Linked DNA regions of Homo sapiens: region 2 is linked to region 1. A link is a contact called in ENCODE Hi-C data. All regions are on one chromosome and are shown on one strand. Each heading gives the region's core, a stretch centred on a gene start or an enhancer-like site at or near the end of the contact. The rest is flanking DNA. Distances are from core to core; before and after follow the strand shown.

Region 1 (3,954 bases), core at 174-2,673:
AAGAGCTGGCGGCGCTTGGAGCCCTGGAGGAAAACAGGGGATGACAGTGGGCCTAAAGAGAATGGATGAGGCCTGGAGAACAAGAAGGGAGAGATGTGGACCTGATTCAGACTGGCAGAAGCATCTGAATTCTTCCCAGTCAAGCCTGCCAGAACCCAGAAGAACTTTTATGTCACCACCCCAACTTCTGGGAAGCTGGAGAGCAGAGAAACCACCTATCCCACTTTCTTCAATGTGTAAATGAGCTAATGGAGGTTTCCCCAAAGGAAAATGCAAAGGCCACAAGCAACAAGACCAAGGCCAGAGACCAGGAATTCCAACCCTTCACCTTGAGCTTTTGCCTAGAGCTGATACATTTCTGTAAGAGGTAAGGAGGCTTCTGAACACAGGAGACACATGATCACACACGTATATTAAATATTTAACATGTCTCTAGCTGCAGTGTAGAAAACAAACTGAAGGGGAGAAATTGCAGACAGAGAGGCCAGCGGCTTGGACAATGGTAATGGGGCTAGGGGATGAAAAAGGAGGAAACAAAGCAGGCCGATTCCATGTTGGAGGCAGACTGAAGGGTAAGAAAAGCCTGAGGAAGCAGGGCCCTCACATCTGCAGAGGCTCAAAGGAGAAGATGTATTGTCGGGAAGGCTGATTCTGTGTTGCAGTCCTACCAGGTAATCCTAGGCCAGGCACTTACCCTGATTCTAAGTTTCCCACACCCTCCTTTGAACAATGATACTGACAACTCTTACTGTCTCCAATCCATCCTCCACACTGTAACCGACGACCCTTTCAAAATACAAATCTGAAGAAATAATTCCATTGCTTAAAACCTTTCATTGGCTTCTATTCTCAATATACGCAAAACTTCTACCTCTTGAACTTGAACAGCATATATGCCCCTTTCATTTACTATGTATTTCAACCACAAGGACCACTTGTGTTTGTGACTCTGACAGAACATGCTCTCTTGTCCCAGGGCCCTTGTACGTACTTTTTCCTGTCTGAAGAACCCTCTTCGCTTCACCAACTTCTACTCAACAACTCTCTCTGACCCAACGTCAGTTTCTTTTGGAAGTTCTCGGATCTTCAGATCAGGACTCGCCCTTAACGGTGCCACAGGTGTCCCTCCCCGCAATACACACAGCGCTGGGATCCACCAATGTCCGCTTCGCGGCCTGAAACAGCTCCCATTGCTCCCGCGAGTCACTCACCTTGTTTTGCGAGGAGGCCGCAGGCGGAGGTCGTGAGATTACGGGCCCAAGGCCCGCGGCTACTGGGGCCGCCTCGGCCCACTCAGGCTCTTCGAACATGAGGGTCGGGAGGGCAGGGTCGCCGAGTCCCCGCTCTTCTCCACGTGCACAGCGCTCCTCTGGAAGTCGGAGCGCTCAGACCTGCCAGAACCGACCCGGAAACCAAAGCGTGACAGCCAGGGGTTGCTAGAGCGGCCGGCGCGGCGCAGCGAACCATCGAGTTTAGCCAGGCGCGGCTAGAAGGGCAGGGAGGCGGTGGGAGGGGAGGGACGGAGGCCCGCGCTGCCCAAGAGCGCCACGGGCGGGGCGGGGCCGGCGGCGGGCTGCGGGCGCGGCCGGACGGGAGTTCCCCGGAGAAGGATCCTGCAGCCCGAGTCCCGGTGAGTGCGAGAGGACCCGCGCCCCCTGTCACCCCTCACTTCTCCTGAGTCCCAAGTAAGGAACGGAGCCAACCCTGGGGAGGACCCCCGGTCCCCTCTCCCAGAGTATACGGAGCCTGAACCTCCCCACTTCCCCCAACTCTGTTCGCGGATAGGGTCTAGTTGCCTGCTCTCGGACATCCGTTCAGCAGACACTACCTCTTCGTCACCCCCTGCCCACCCTGACCCGCCTTTACCTCGCGTCTAGAGGACACAGCCAGGGATCATCCCGCAGCCCCGAACTCCTTCACAGACCCCCACTAGCCGGGGACGCAGCTCAGGCCCCCTACCCCCAACACAAACACTTCTCTCCTGTAGAGGATAAAGCTTGGGGTTCATCCTCCTTCCCTGGATCACTCCACAGTCCTCAGGCTTCCCCAATCCAGGGGACTCGGCGCCGGGACGCTGCTATGGACGACATTTTCACTCAGTGCCGGGAGGGCAACGCAGTCGCCGTTCGCCTGTGGCTGGACAACACGGAGAACGACCTCAACCAGGGGTGAGCTGAAACGGTTGGTGGATGAGAGGAAGGCTAGAGATCTCCTGGCTACGTGGAGTGGAGTGCTCATGTCTGGTGGTGGCGGCTGCCTTTGCTAGCCAGTGTAATGAGTGCTAAGCATAGCCTGTGGGGGGCAGAGGGTTTTCACAGAGGACGCAGTTTGAGCTGAATCTTGACTGCAGAATAAGAGTTTCACAGGCAGAGGCTACAGAGAGCTTTCCAGCCTCAGTAGACTGCATGGCCAAAGGCTAGGGGGCAAGGCACAGAGCAGAGAGAACAGGAAATTGTCTGGAGTTCCATATGGCTGGAGGATAGATGATCTCTGTGGGTCGGAGCATTGGGTACAAGAGGAAAAGAACAGGACATAAGACTGTAGAGGTCTCCAAGGATCAGCCAGATCATGCAAGCATATTTAGGCTATAAGAAGGTCTTTATTTTAAAAGCAAGGTTTTAAAGCTGTATAGTGACATAATGAGATTGTCCATTTTTCAGTATCGTCTTGGATGCTTTGTGAAGAGCAGGTGGAAAGGAGGCAATTGCCTAGTTCATCGTAGAAGTAATGATGTCTTGGACTAGAATTAGGGTGAGTGAAAAAGAGAAGTGATCAAATTCCAGAAGTCTTTAGGACGAAGAATTGTGGAACTTGGTGTGGGGAGTGAGTAAGGGCAAAGATGAGGACCAGGGTTCTGGCTTGGGAACTTGGTTGTTTTTACTGAGATGGAGAAAACTGGAGGATGAGGCATTTTATTTTGGACATGTTAAAGTTAAGGTGACAATACAGCAAGGTGGAAATGTTGAGTGTGTTGTTGGTTATGCAGATTTGCAATTCAGGGGAGGAATCTGACTTGGAGACACAGATTTGAGAGCTATCAGCATATAGATAGCATATATATATCATATATATAGATGATACTTGAAGACGTGGTTGTGAAGGAGAACGTCTCAGGAGAGTGGAAGGCAAGAGGTCAGGGGACAGGAAGCCTGCACGACAGAAAAGGAGCAACCGCAAGTTGAAAAAGAAATAGGAAAATGTGTGAGTAAAGCTTACAGAAGAGAATGTTTTAATGAAGGGGAGGTAGTCAACGGCAGTACAGGCTACTGAGAGATCAAAGAACATTAATATTTTAAAGTAGCCATTGAATTTACAGTTGGGTTTTTTTTTTTTAAGTTAAGGGGTACATGTGCAGGTTTGTTGGATGGGTAAACTCAGGTCATGGAGGTTTGTTGTGCAGATCATTTCATCACCCAGGTATTAAGCCGTGGCACCCATTAGTTATTTTTCCTGATCCCTCCCTCTTCCTACCCGCCCCACTCTGGTAGGCCCCAGTGTCTGTTGCTCCCCTCAGTGTGCAGTTAGGATGTATTTGACCATCTGTGAGTGTTGTTTCAGAATAATGGGTGAAGAAATCAGACTACATTGGGTTCCTTAATTTAAGGCACTATGATGAACACCTTCTGTGCTGGGTGCTAGAGTCCAGAATCTGACATAATCTCTGCTCTCGATACAGCAGATTTGTGGCAGATTGAAAAGTAGGCCGGGCGCGGTGGCTCACGCCTGTAATCCCAGCACTTTGGGAGGCCGAGGCTGGTGGATCACGAGGTCAGGAGTTCGAGACCAGCCTGACCAACATGGTGAAACCCTGTCTCTACTAAAAATACAAAAATTAGCCAGGCGTGGTGGCGTGCGCCTGTAATCCCAGCTACTCGGAGGCTGAGGCAGGAGAACTGCTTGAACCCGGGAAGCAGAGGCTGCAGTGAGCCAAGATCATGCCACTGCCCTCCAGCC
Region 2 (4,656 bases), core at 2,157-4,656, 2.9 Mb after region 1:
AGACGGCGTTTCACCATGCTGGCTAGGCTGGTCTCAAACTCCCGACCTCAGGCGATCTGCCCACTTCCGCCTCCCAAAGTGCTGGGATTACAGGCGTGAGCCACTGTGCCCGGCCAATTTTTTGTATTTTTAGTAGAGACGGGTTTTCACCGTGTTAGCCAGGATAGTCTTGATCTCCTGACCTTGTGATCCGCCCGCCTCGTCCTCCCAAAGTGGTGGGATTACAAGTGTGAGCCACCGTGCCCAGCCTAATTTTTGTACTTTTAGTAGAGATGCGATTTCGCCATGTTGGCCTGGTTGGTCTCGAACTCCTGACTTCAGGTGGTCCACCCTCCTCGGCCTCCCAAAGTGCTGGGATTACAGGTGTGAACCACCGCACCCGGCCTTTTTTTTTTTTTAGATGGATTCTCACTCTGTCACCCAGGCTGGAGTGGAGTGGTGTGACCCTGGCTCACTGCAACCTCCGCCTCCGGGGTTCAAGCCATTCTCCTGCCTCAGCCTGCTGAGTAGCTGGGATTACAGGCGCCCACCACCACGCCGGGCTAATTTTTGTATTTTTAGTAGAGACGGGGTTTCACCATGGCTCGAACTCCTGACCTCGTGATCCGCCTGCCTCGGCTTCCCAAAGTGCTAGGATTGCAGGTGTGAGCCACCGCGCCCGGCCTGAAATAATTGCTTTTAAGCTTAACTCATCGTTTATCTTTTTTCTATATATATCATATATAATTTCTATATATATAGTATACATATATATCATATATAATTTCTATATATATATAGTATACATATATACTACTTTAATGCTTATAGCATGGTATAAATATGCCAAAACCAACCAATTCTCCAGTAAGTTTTAAGTTACTGAAAGAAGTGTTTTAGAAAATATTATCTTAACAGTTTTTGAAGGGGGCTACAAATAAGTTACCTCTTGTTTAGGAAGTTGGGGAAATTATTTAATTTCTGCATTTAAGAGCCTGGACTAGTACTGATTGACAGGGAAACATTTTCAAGCCATTAATTTGACCGGATATAACACGATATAAGGGAAGGGAGATGAATGGGATAACATTTTAAGCTTATGAATGGCTCTGAATATATGTACATTTGAACTCTGTTCTATAGTCACTGGTAAATACTGTTAACACAACGTTCCATTACCTGTGACAAATCAGAATTAGGTTTCTCTCTGAATCCAGTTACAATTATAGCATCCTATCCACCGCCACCATCATCGCCATTCAATTTTTAGAACAACTCAGTAGCTTCTGGGGATACAAAGATGTCCTGTAATTGTTATCTACAATAAGAGGGCGATTTAAAAATTCTTGAGATTCTGTATTATAGTGTTTTAATGAGTAGCCTACAGGCATGGGACTTAGTGGAACTGCATAAAAATATTCTGATGGGTTAAAAAACACCTCCAATTACAAAACACAGATACATGTGGAGGGAACAGAAATTATAAATTAAAACCATTTGTTTTTCAGCTGGGCTACTTCTTTGTAACAGAGAATGTATCCATTGGGTAGGAGACTGATTTTAACTGAGCAAAATCCTCCAGTTAAAAGTAACCTAATCCTTTTTTTTTTTTTTTTTTTTTTTTTTTTGAGACGGAATCTTGCTCTGTTGCCCAGCCTGGAGTGCAGTGGCGCAATCTCAGCTCACTGCAAGCTCCGCCTCCCGGGTTCACGCCATTTTCCTGCCTCATTCTCCCGAGTAGCTGGGACTACAGGCGCCCGCCACCACGCCTGCTAAATTTTTTGTATTTTTAGTAGAGACGGGGTTTCACCGCGTTAGCCAGGATGGTCTCGATCTCCTGACCTCATGATCTGCCCGCCTTGGCCTCCCAAAGTGCTGGGATTACAGGCGTGAGCCTCCGCGCCCGGCCACCTAATCCATTTTTTATATGTGACACTTTTATTTTAAGGGCTTAAAAAGTAATCCGGGCCGGGCGCGGTGGCTCACGCCTGTAATCCCAGTACTTTGGTAGGCTGAGGTGGGCGGATTACGCGGTCAGGAGTTTCAGACCAGCCTGGCCAACATGGTGAAACCCCGTCTCTACTAAAAACAGAAAAATTAGCCGGGCGTGATGGTGGGCGCCTGTAGTCCCAGCTACTCAGGAGGTTGAGGCAGGAGAAATCGCTTGAACCTGGGAGGCGGAGGTTGCAGTGAGCTGAGATCGTGCCACTGCATTGCAGTCTGGGCTACAGGGCGAGACTCCGTCTCAAAAAACAAACAAACAAACAAAAAACAGTAATCCGAACTGATTTAAACTTCTTTATTAACAGAATATATGTTCAAACAAAGCTTAAAGTCCCATTTTCTTTCCATTGGCGTCTAGGCCCCTATTACTCAACTATCCGTTGGTTAGGGCCTGCACCTCAAGGTAGGCTTAATTGTAAATCAAAATATTTACTATCCACACTTAGAGGGCTATCTGTAACATCGTTTTTATTTATCCCCGTCCATTCGATAATCGTCTGAAATGCAAGACATTAAGTTGAACATCATCCAGCTTTCTCCCTGTTTTTCTAAGCGCGATCCAAATCTGTTACAACAGGGTAGTCTCTCATTCTCTTGGTAGCTCAATTCTACCCCCTGGCCGACTTAAGAAATTTTGAGTCTAATACACCCACCTCATCTTTAGTCGGCCTGGTGCGCCAACGCAAATTTGTACTGAGTACCTTCGGAACTGACTAGTAAGTATATCCAAAGGTTTAGAAAGGGCTGGGTTAAGAGCTACAAGAAGCATTAACCGCAACGGCCACAACTAATTTGTATCCATTCTTAGTAACTTTAGGGAACCAGACTGAATGCTTCTCCCACCCTTTTGACTTTCCTTTATTAGTTCGCAACACAAGAACATACAAAAGACCGTAGCGACAACCATTTCTGACGCCTTCAACTTTTAAATCCAAATTACGTGAAACCACAAAGCATCAGTGGTGTCTCCCCGAGGAATCCAAGACCCCCCGGCCGGTTGCCAAGCCGCCGGAATTTCAGCAGGAGAGGAAGGCTCACCCTCCCACCGCATGGCGATGCCCGGGAGACTGGAGAAGCTCAGGCAGGCTTGGAAGCCAATCCCCGGCATACAGCAGCTCTCGGGAATGCAGAGCCCTAGAGCAAGACCAAGGGCCTCGGCCGACACTGAGAGCCTCCAGGGAGAGGTCAGGTCTCTCTTTCTGTCCTATTTCTCCCTTCGACTTCCCTCCCAGCAGGCTGCTATTGAGCATTCAGCAATCGCCAGACAAAGCCCTTCTGGTCTGCAGAACGCACTCCGGCAAGCCCACCGGGAGAACCAAAGCCGCCTCCTCGCCCCTGTGGGGAAAATGGCGCTCGTCACCCCGGCTCCCTCCCGGGTAATCACAAGGACCAGCCTCCCTCCCTCGCTACAAAATGGCGCCTCCCGCTGGGGCCCCAGAATCGGTATGACTCGCTAGTCAGTGAGGCGGGGTCCGTCTGGGATAAGCGGTTATGTCAACCAGTCAGACACAGGAGCTTTGATTCTGCACTTTGCGCGAGCCACTCAGGGGCGGGCTGTAAAGTCAGGCTTGGCTGACGTCAGTTGAGTGGGCGCGGCTAGGGCGGTTTTCTTTCGCGTCGACCAAACGTGGGCCAATGGAAAACCGGAAGCGTCCTGTGAGTGATGTAATGACAGCCCAATGGAAGCTGGGGGCGGGCCTCAGACACACTATGCGGGTTGCGGGGCCTGGGGGCCGGACGGCTGTTTCCTGTCCTGGTGCATGGTGGTCGGACGAAGGAATTGTTGGAAAATTTTCTCGGAGGTTCGTATATAAATGTGTTTTTACCCAGTGTGCATTATTCTCCGCCTGGCCGCCGCCCTCAGCGCGGCGGCGCGGGCCCGCTTGGGCCCGGGCTCCGGCTCCCGCTGCTCAGCCTCCGCCGCAGGCCTTGCCGATTTTATGGGCCGGCCGCGGTAGCGGCGTCTGGGCAGAAGCGGAGTTTATTAATAACCCGCGGCCGCCACTCTAGGCGGCGGAGCTTTTTTCGTTGAGGACTCAACTCCCCCCAGCTTGTCTCTGAGCGATGCGCCCCGCCTGTTTCCCTCAGGGGACCGCCAAGGGGAGGGAGTGAAAGAGGGGAGGGTGGAGCCCTCGGGAGCCTTGGCCGCGTTTCTCGGCCTGACCTCCGCGCAGAGCGAGTCCCCAGGCGCCGCCGAGGCAGAGTTCCGCCGCCTGGGACGCCGGGCCCACGGGCCACACCAGGCCGCAGCGGGGGCGCCGGGGACAGGGCTGGCCCAGGCCCTCCCAGGACCTGCCGGTCTCACCTAGCGCTTGCTTCCCATGCGTATCGTGGGCAGATTGTTTCCCCCTCACCCTTTCTTCTATTAAAAAAAAAAAAAGGTTACTGAGGTCTAACATCGGATATTAGAAATTTACAATTTTATCCTCCCTTTTCTCCAGTTTTGGCCAAAAGAGTGAACAAATTCTTATAAGTCTCTTTGAAACGTATTATTGTGGAACGCGAACTAGTTTTTATTCCTTCCCCTTTTGCTTTGGACATTTGTTTTTTCCACATAATAACGAAGTTAAAAAGAGGAAAGAAGAATACCATTGCCAGCCCATTATTTGTTTAAAATCAGCGTCAGCCTTTGCTTTGGAAGTGTCTAAATCAGCTGATATAATCAAGTGAGAA

The links. A loop is a pair of places that touch in the nucleus more often than their neighbours do. Pooled maps may share reads with other maps.
Region 2: a map of naive thymus-derived CD4-positive, alpha-beta T cell shows a loop between it and region 1 (20-fold over the local background). The contact joins the promoter of ZNF143-AS1 here to the promoter of RRP8 in region 1. A Hi-C loop is called at or near these places in 1 of 168 maps with a recorded cell type or tissue (naive thymus-derived CD4-positive, alpha-beta T cell), 2 of 37 single-sample maps with no recorded cell type and 11 of 50 pooled maps.

What each region holds. Positions count from the first base shown.
Region 1 is chr11:6,602,193-6,606,146 of GRCh38, forward strand. It overlaps RRP8 (ribosomal RNA processing 8), which reads right to left and starts at 1,424. Exons shown (of 7, transcript NM_015324.4): 1 at 1,212-1,424; 2 at 1-23. The coding sequence starts at 1,310. ILK (integrin linked kinase) reads left to right here and starts at 1,582. Exons shown (of 13, transcript NM_004517.4): 1 at 1,582-1,630; 2 at 1,988-2,168. The coding sequence starts at 2,080. RefSeq lists enhancers at 657-1,198, 1,194-1,383, 1,974-2,213, 2,444-2,603, 3,916-3,954 and a silencer at 1,454-1,663.
Region 2 is chr11:9,457,292-9,461,947 of GRCh38, forward strand. ZNF143-AS1 (ZNF143 antisense RNA 1) reads right to left here and starts at 3,407. Exons shown (of 1, transcript NR_036539.1): 1 at 2,265-3,407. ZNF143 (zinc finger protein 143) reads left to right here and starts at 3,721. Exons shown (of 16, transcript NM_003442.6): 1 at 3,721-3,785. RefSeq lists enhancers at 2,090-2,725, 2,925-3,004, 3,095-3,194, 3,255-3,334 and a silencer at 4,105-4,314.